Regions from separate parts of the Homo sapiens genome. Here region 2 is linked to region 1. A link is a contact called in ENCODE Hi-C data. All regions are on one chromosome and are shown on one strand. The core of a region is the stretch at or near the end of the contact, and the rest is flanking DNA. Distances in the headings are between cores, read along the strand shown. Region 1 has its middle 6.3 kb from the start of FOXJ2. Region 2 holds the start of COPS7A (COP9 signalosome subunit 7A).

Region 1 (4,424 bases), core at 268-2,767:
CTCTACTTTTGTGTGTGTTTGAATTATTACAAGATAAACAATTTTTTAAAAAGTACTGTTTAGCCGAGCGTGGTGGTTCACACCTGTAATCCCAACACTGGGAGTCTGAGGCGGGCGGATCACGAGGTCAGGAGTTCGAGACTAGCCTGGCCAATATGGTGATACCCCTGTCTTCACTAAAAATGCAAAAATTAGTCGGGTGTGGCGGCACGCACCTGTAGCTCCAGCTACTCGGGTGGCTGAGGAAGAAGAATCGCTTGAGCCTGGGAGGCAGAGGTTGCAGTAAGCCAAGATCGCGCTACTGCACTCCAGCCTGGGCGACAGATCGGAGACTCCATCTCAAAAAATAAAAATTAAATTTAAAGTACTGTTTAAAAATGCTGGAACATAGCTAGGACTATGTTTACTATTATTATATGCTTTGTATGTGTAATACTACCTAATGTCTGTTTACACCTTTCAGATTACAATGTTTTCATTTACACTAGGTCTTTTAGGATTGACACTAAACCTACGAGGTGGGGAAATGTTATTCCCATTTACAAATGAGACAACTGAACCACAGCCAAGACCGCATCTCCACTCTTCCAGATTCCTGGGGACCTGTGATCAACGGAGTAGGGGGTAGCCTGCCGCCACTAGACACAGAGTTCTGACCTCTTTTAATGACTCTAGTCAGGTCTATTAGAGAGAAACTAAACCAACATAGAAACGATTCATTTAGTAATATTTATCAGACAAAATATGAGCTTACATTTGCACCATCAGAAAAATTCTAACTGCTACTTTAAAAGATAATGGGGTCACCATTGACTCTATGGGAATTGAAAAAATAAAAAGTAATGGGGGGAATAGAACGCAAGATATTAAATCATAAAGGTGAAGTTATCTGTATAGTTTGTATTTCCTTTACATAACTGTTTATTATTTACAGTTTTCTACGTTAACTTTCCTTTTTTTTTTTTTTTTTTTTTTGAGACGGAGTTTTCGCTCTTGTCGCCCAGGCTGGAGTGCGGTGGCACGATCTCGACTCACTGCAAGCTCCGCCTCCCGGGTTCACGCCATTCTCCTGCCTCAGCCTCCCGAGTAGCTGGGACTACAGGCGCCTGCCACCACGCCCGGCTAATTTTTTGTATTTTTAGTAGAGACGGGTTTTCACCGTGTTAGCCAGGGTGGTCTCGATCTCCTGACCTCGTGATCCGCCCGTCTTGGCCTCCCAAAGTGCTGGGATTACAGGCGTGAGCCACCGCGCCCAGCTTTTCTACGTTATTTTTCTATCCTCTTCCCAGCCTGTTTGATTTCCACTCCCCTAAAAATTAGACTGGAGCCAGGGAACAAGAGATGAAAAACTGGGAGGCGAGGTTGGGAAGCAGGGGCCGGCACATCCCAGCGGTAGAGGCCCAGCAGCCCAACATTCCTGTTCCACCTTAAGAAGCTTTCGCCTCTGCCCAAGACGAGCAAGCACTCGGCTCCTCCCACCCCCGTGTCAGCTCCGGCCCGGGAACGTGGGCTAGGCAGGAAAGACGCACTGAATGGAAAGGTTGGCGCCAGAGGCAGCAGGTCTCTCCTGCCCCCTACTCCACCGGCGCGGGGAGGAGCGTGTGAAGCACGGGCCATTGGGGTTGGGTTCCTTTCTGGAGGACCTCAGGGATAAGGACACGTCCTACTGAAACTGGGGGCCGGGTACGTGGGCCATGGGGCCCATCTTGGGGTGGGGTCTTGGGGAGACAGAACTGGCACAGGAGATACACAGCACGCCGCGATCGTTAGCAAAAGTCGTAAGTTTCCCTCGTTCCGGACGCACCTCTTCAAATCATTTCCAAAAGAGGTGGCAAGTTTTCCATCCTCCGCCCCAATTCTTCATCTTCCTCTTAATTGGCTGGGGTTCGGGTAGGCCCGGCCCAAGATCGCTTGTTGATTGGCTGCGTTGGTAATCTATCACAGGATGACGCACGCGAGGGGTGGTATTTGGGGGAGGAAGTGAGGATTATTTTGGTACCTCCTACCCCAACTACTGATTGGCTGAGATTTGCAGTGATGTAAAACAAGACATAAAAATGTCCACTAAAGGGAAGGGTCTGTTTGCCATTCTCTCTGGGCCGGGGGGACTCTGTTAATGTAGAGAAGGACCAAACTGATTGAAACACGGAAATGAGTTTAGAAAGGAACTGAAGGAAAACGAGGGAAATCCGCGACACCTTCGTTGCCTTCAAACAAGGTCATTTCCTGCACGGGATCGATGGTTTCCTGTTTACTGCCTCCGAAGTCTGCGTGTACACTGGCTTTCTGGAATCTGCATGATAATTAAATTCTTATGAGCCTTTGGTCCCAGACTTCCCATTTGTTTACGTTACATAAGAGAATGAATGACACGGAGGAAAGGAAAAGGGTTTCACCCTGCCTTTAGACAAGGACAGGGAAAACTAAGTTTCTCTAATATTAGAAAGCTGAAGACTGACCCTGGATCACAGTATTCAAGCAGTTGGGTTAGAAACCATTCGTATAATAGTTGGAGAGAGTAGATGCAGGTGAAAAGAACTGTAAAGATTTCTCTGAATGAAGGGCATTAATCACATACAGAAGCCTTCCTCGTTAGAGAACTACATCTTTTTTTATTTTTTTTATTCATTTTTTTTCTTTAGACAGGGTCTCGGTCCATCACCCAGGCTGAAGCGTGATTTCGGCTCACTGCACTCTCCGGGATTCAAACGATTCTCCTGCCTCAGACTCCCGAGTAGCTGGGACTACAGGCGCCCGCCACCACGCCCAGCTAATGTTTTTTGTATTTTTAGTAGAGACGGGGTTTCACCATGTTGGCCAGGCTGGTCTCGAACTTCTGACCTCAAATGATCCGCCCACCGCAGCCTTCCAAAATGTTGGGATTACAGGCGTGAGCCACCGCGCCTTGCTGAGAACTACATCTTATCTCTGGTGCCCGGCAGTGTCGGATACATAGTAGGTAGTCAACTGATGATGTGAACCAAACCAGAGGGAGAAGACTTTTATAAAGTACACTGCTGGGCACGGTGGCTCACGCCTGTAATCCTAGCACTTTGAGAGGCCAAGGCGGGCGGATCACCTGAGGTCAGGATTTCGAGACCAGCCTGTCCAACATGGTGAAACCCAGTCTCTGCTAAAAAATGCAAAAATTAGCCGGAAATCGCTTAAACTAGGGAGGCGAGGTTGCGGTGAGCCGAGATGTTGCCACTGCATTCCAGCCTGGGCAACACAGCGAGACTCCGTCTCATAAATAAAAAAATAATGCTGGAAAAATCCTAAAAATGCGAGACTTGAAGTAGATCTGCTTCACAAACCTACCTGAGATGCTACTTCACAAACCTACCTGAGATGCTACTTCCATGAGAAAATGCTGTTTTCCTCCTAACACCTTGAGGCCTTTAAAATTTGAAAGCAGATTTCCCCTCAACCTACCTTCCTGGAAAAATTGAAAAGATAGGTGGGATTAGTGAAAAGATGTCCTCTACATTCAGTGAATGGAACATAAAGTGTTTATCCTACAATCTGAGGCAAGAGACTAGGAAGAAATTATTTGAGAGCTTGAGAGGTATCATCTATACTATGTTAGTTATGGAATCATTTGCTTCCTTAGCATGATGTACACTTTTTTTCTAGTCCGGAGTTTTTCTTTCCTTTTTTTTTTAAGACAGAGTCTTGCTCTGTCTGGAGTGCAGTGGCGTGATCTTGGCTCACTGCAACCTCTGCCTCCTGGCTTCAAGCGATTCTCCTGCCTCAGCCTCCCAAGTAGCTGGGACTACAGGTATGCCACCACACCCAACTAATTTTTTTGTATCTTTAGTAGAGGCGGGTGTTCACCATGTTGGCCAGGATAGTCTCGATCTCTTGACCTCGTGATCCACCCTCCTCGGCCTCCCAAAGTGCTGGGATAACAGGCATGAACCCCTGCACCCAGCCTAGTCCAGAGTTTTTCTTATACTTAGAGCTCAGCGATGCTTTAACATTGTCTAAAAACTGCTCTAAACTTGAGGACAAGAATTTCCCTTTCATATTATAACTATCCCTACCACAAGACTCTGCGGGGGCTATTGGTCAAGATTCTGCAACGGTATTTTCTGCTTATCAAAAGAGATCCTATCTTACGATTCTCTAGGGTCTTCTAGGTCAGGTGGTTTACAAAAGAGTATATACAATACTGGCTCTTTAGTATCATTGTGGCGATAGTTTAGGAACAAGGAAAGGAGCAGGAGGCAGCTATATTTGCAATAACAAAAATGCCATGGAAAAATTATTACTGGGCTGTAAATAATTCTGGCATAATAAAGTGTATATTACCTATGCCAAAAGAGAGGGGAGATGTTAATATTTTCAAGAATTGTGTTTGAGGGAAAAGTGCCCTTTGTTCCTAGTGATATTAAATAAATCATGAAAAACATACAAAAAATTAT
Region 2 (4,451 bases), core at 811-3,310, 1.3 Mb after region 1:
CCTGACCTCATGATCCGCCCACCTCAGCCTCCCAAAGTGCTGGGATTACAGGCATGAGCCACCGTGCCCAGCCCTGTTTGTATTTTTAACAGAGACAGGATTCTGCCATATCGGTTTCACCTCCTGCCCTCAGGTGATCCACCTGCCTTGGCCTTCCAAAGTGCTGGGATTACAGGCATGAGCCACCGCACCCAGCCAAGTGCTTCTTTTTCATCACTTTGATTGATACTCTTTAGTTCCACTGCAGATGAAAGCAGGGAAAAGTCAGCCAGTTTTCTCCATATCACAGAGTGATCCAAAAGGTTAAACCACAGGCCCCAAATAACTTAGCTCAGTTTACCCACATACCACTGTCAGCATGTCAGGACTCAGGCTGCCTCCTCTGATTGTAAATTAACTCTGCCACTTTTGTGTGAACGGTTCTCTCTGCTGTGTTCCTAGCAGTTTGCCATGTGTCTCTGGGAAAAAGACACGTTCTCCCTTAGCTAACTTGAATAGATTAGCATATGCTGCACATAGGGAAGAAAAGGGCATGCTAATTTAACATGTTCACTCTCCACTTGTACCAGACTTCACACTTTCCCATAATCTCACTTTATTCCCACAACAGAGAGGGGCAGTATTGTCTCCATTTTTAAAAGAGAAAGTTGGCTAGGTGCGGTGGCTCAAGCCTGTAATCCCAGCACCTTGGGAGGTCAAGGCGGGCGGATCACGAGGTCAGGAGATCGAGATCATCCTGGCTAACACAGTGAAATCCCATCTCTACTAAAAATACAAAAAAGTTAGCCGGGCATGGTGGCGGGCGCCTGTAGTCCCAGCTACTGAGGAGGCTGAGGCAGGAGAATGGCGTGAACCCAGGAGGCAGAGCTTGCACTCAGCTGAGATCACGCCACTGCACTCCAGCCTGGGTGACAGAGCAAGACTCCGTCTCAAAAAAAAAAAAAAAAAGAGAAAGCTGAAGCCCTAAAACAAAAGTGACCTGATCAAGGTGACATGAGAATTAACAGCTACTACACTGGTGGAGACCGGCTGGAAATCAGGTTTCCTATTCTGAATAGGATGCTCTTTTGCTTAAAATGAAAAATAGTGGGCTTTACAGATCCCTTATCTCCAAAGGAGAGCTGGTTTGCTTGTTCACTGGTTACTTCTGCAAGTTGGCATTTAATTATCACTGTTTTCTTGTTCAACTGAATGGTTATTGGATCACAAAATGAGCCCTGCCCACCCATTCTCAAATTCAAACCTTTGCCCACGCTTCTCTGAGGGCTATTCAAGCCAGCAACCCACCTCTCTAACATTGGGCATGTCCAGCAGTTCTCCAAACACGTAGACACCAGGGGCCTCCAGCACCTGATGGATGAGTGTGGCCAGCGCTGCCCCCTTGGCCGACTTGGCTAGGAGCAGAAATTGCTCCTGGTTCTGCCCTGTCACCTTCACTTCCGCACTCATCACTGCACTGAGTGTGGGGGACTTGGGCTCAGGATGTCCAGAGCTGCAAGGAAAGAGGATGTGAAGCTAGAGGTCCCCGATGGCTGGTCGGATGGGAAGCACAAGGCTGAGGGACTGGATTGTAAAGGCACTAAGTCGGTTCTGCGGTGAGGAATCAGACATGGAGCGGTCTAAAATTCTGATCTAGGAATCCTAAAGTCAGCCACTTCGCAAGGCTGCCACACCCACCCCCTCCCCTGGGCCTAACCCCAAGCCCCATCACGTGCACCCCATTGAACCCCAAGACACAGGATGCAAAGGAGAAATGGGTGTCGCATGGTGTCCACCCTGACGACGCTCCCTCAGCTCTCCATTGCTGCCCCGCACGCGCCCACAACCACGTGACCTCACCCCCATTGAAGCTTACACGTGGCTCCGCCCCCTCCCTTAAAGACACCGCCCAGCGACCGTGGGCTCCCGCCGACTGCTTCGTCGTACCCTGGGTCAGGCTCTGCGGGCCGCTACCTGGAAGCTTCGACCTCCAGCGCACCGGGCGGGGCCGCCGCTCCGTCACCTCCGGCAGCTGTTCCAAGCCTTTCCTGCCACCTCCCTGAAGAGTCGCTCTGGCCACTAAACTCTATGGCGGGCTTCCGGCCGTACTTCCGCTCTAAGGACGCAAATTTCGGCAGGACATGCCCCACCCCCGCGTTCCGACCGCTGAAGCTCCAGTGAGGGACGCAGGCATTCTACTCTTCGATTGGTCGCTGGGGGAAGAATGACGGGCGCCTTTTTAAATGCTTTATTTCAATAAAACTTTATTAGTGGAAGAGCGCCAGCTATTAACTACAGACGTCTCTGGTGGGTCCCTGGTCCCGGCCCATTCTGTGTCTGTTCTAAGCCGCTGGAGAGCTGGAGATCAGGACTGCACTGGGTACCTGAGGCAAGAGAAAAGCTGTAACGGAAGGAGTGAAGAAGAGGGAAAAAAACGGGATGAGGAAACAAGGGGCAGAGAGGAAGCAAACAAAAATCAATAATAGAAGTTTAGCAGCAGAGATCACCTAGGTGGTTCAACCACTCACTTTTTTGAAGAGCAGGAGAAAAGAAGCGAGAAAAATAAAAGAGAGAATAAAGCTAACATGTATTGAGTGCTTACTATTGGTCAGACATCTTTTAAAATTTTATTCCGTTGAATCCTCACAAATATTCCCCTGTGACTTCAGGACACCCTCTACCATGATTACTACATATGTATTAATACTTGTAGAATGATGCTTTCAGTACATGGACTCTTAATTTCTTGGGGAGGAAAAAACCCTATGTGGTTCTCATTTTACAGAAAAGGAAATTGAGGCTCATAAAAATCCAAGGATTTATCTGGAGCTTTTCAAACTCAAAACCATCTTTCTACTTCAATATGATACTTTAATAAAAACAAAAACAACTAACATTTCTATAGTGTTTTATATTTCACAACAGGCTTGCAGAAGGTCAAGTGAGGGTAAAGTTAATGACATCTTGGCCTTTGTGTTAAGCCATGAGCATTACTTAATTCATCTGATACAACGATCTAGTAATTGTTATCTCCACTTTCCAGATGGAAAAACTGAACTCAGGAAAATTAAGAAACTTGTAAGTAATGGAAAGACAAGAAAGTGAAAAAGAGAAAGATAAAGAGAAATAGGACTCGTAGTCTGTTAGGGCTAAAGGAACTGCAGATGCAGTTTATGGTCCGCATATTTTGGTTTGTGATAGAAAATAAGCAGAAACACAGAAAGGAAAGAGAAAGGAGGAAGAGGAGAAGAAGAAATGAATGGAAAAGGTGAAACAAAAGTGAGTAGAAGGAATCAAAGGCATAATAAAATATTCAGAGTTTGAAGGAAGCAAGGAATTAATGAGTCCAAACATTATTATTATTATTTTGCATCCACCCCTCCCCGCCCCAAGCTTATCTTTTTTTTTTTTTTTTAATTTGAGACGGAGTCTCGCTCTGTCGCCCAGGCTGGAGTGCAGTGGCGCGATCTCGGCTCACTGCAAGCTTCGCCTCCCGGGTTCACGCCATTCTCTGGCCTCAGCCTCCCGAATAGCTGGGACTACAGGCGCCCGCCACTACGCCCGGCTAATTTTTGTATTTTTAGTAGAGACGGGGTTTCACCGTGTTAGCCAGGATGGTCTCGATCTCCTGACCTCGTGATCCGCCCGCCTCAGACTCCCAAAGTGCTGGGATTACAGGCGTAAACCACTGCGCCCGGCCAAGCTTATCATTTTTAGAGAGAAGGGAAAAACATGTAAGATGAAGGGATGAGAAAATAACCCGTATTTGTTCTATTTTGCGCCAAGTGCTTTATTTGTTCATTTTTTACTTTTTTTTTTTTTTTTTTTTTTTTTTTTTTAGAGGCATGGTTTCACTCTGTTGCCCAGGGTGGCGTGCAGTGATGCGATCACAGCTCACTGCAGCCTCGATTGTTCAAATTTTTATCTTATTTATTTTTTTTTGAGACAGTCTTGCTCTATGGCCCAGGCTGGAGTGCAGCGGCACAATCTCGGCTCATTGCAACCTCCACCTCCCAGGTTCAAGCGGTTCTCCTGCCTCAGCCTCCCAAGTAGCTGGGATTACAGGGACGCGCCACCATGCCCGGCTAATTTTTGTATTTTTAGTAGAGCTGTGGTTTCACCATGCTAGCCAGGATGGTCTCGATCTCCTGATCTCGTGATCCACCGGCCTCTGTCTCCCAAAGTGCTGGGATTACAGGCGCGAGCCGCCGCACCCGGCCGATTGTTCAAATTTTTATTCGATCTTTGCAACCCTATGAGGTGCATATTAGTGTCTCAATTCACCTGTGAGGACACTTAGGAATACAGAAGTTAAATAGTTTGTTGAAGGTTACCGGTCTGTGATGAAACTGAGATCTAAATGCAAGTTTGTCTGATTCCAACACTGTATTGAGAAAGATAAGCGAGCTGGGCGTGGTGGCTCAGGACTGTAATCCCAGCACTTTGGGAGGCTAAGGTAGGCGGATCGCTTG

The links. A loop is a pair of places that touch in the nucleus more often than their neighbours do. Pooled maps may share reads with other maps.
Region 2: a pooled map shows a loop between it and region 1 (10-fold over the local background). The contact joins the promoter of COPS7A here to the enhancer-like site in region 1. A Hi-C loop is called at or near these places in 5 of 50 pooled maps.

Annotation. Positions count from the first base shown.
Region 1 is chr12:8,024,229-8,028,652 of GRCh38, reverse strand. No RefSeq gene overlaps it. Among named protein-coding and RNA genes, the nearest start is that of FOXJ2, 6.3 kb to the left of the region's middle. RefSeq lists an enhancer at 1,648-1,837. Within about 2 kb of position 1,517, at least 41 of the 41 ENCODE cell types and tissues checked have a DNase peak (open chromatin) inside an H3K27ac peak, as active enhancers do.
Region 2 is chr12:6,721,655-6,726,105 of GRCh38, reverse strand. COPS7A (COP9 signalosome subunit 7A) reads right to left here and starts at 2,060. Exons shown (of 8, transcript NM_001164094.2): 1 at 1,927-2,060; 2 at 1,288-1,492. The coding sequence starts at 1,449. RefSeq lists enhancers at 1,406-1,625, 1,756-1,895, 1,926-2,135.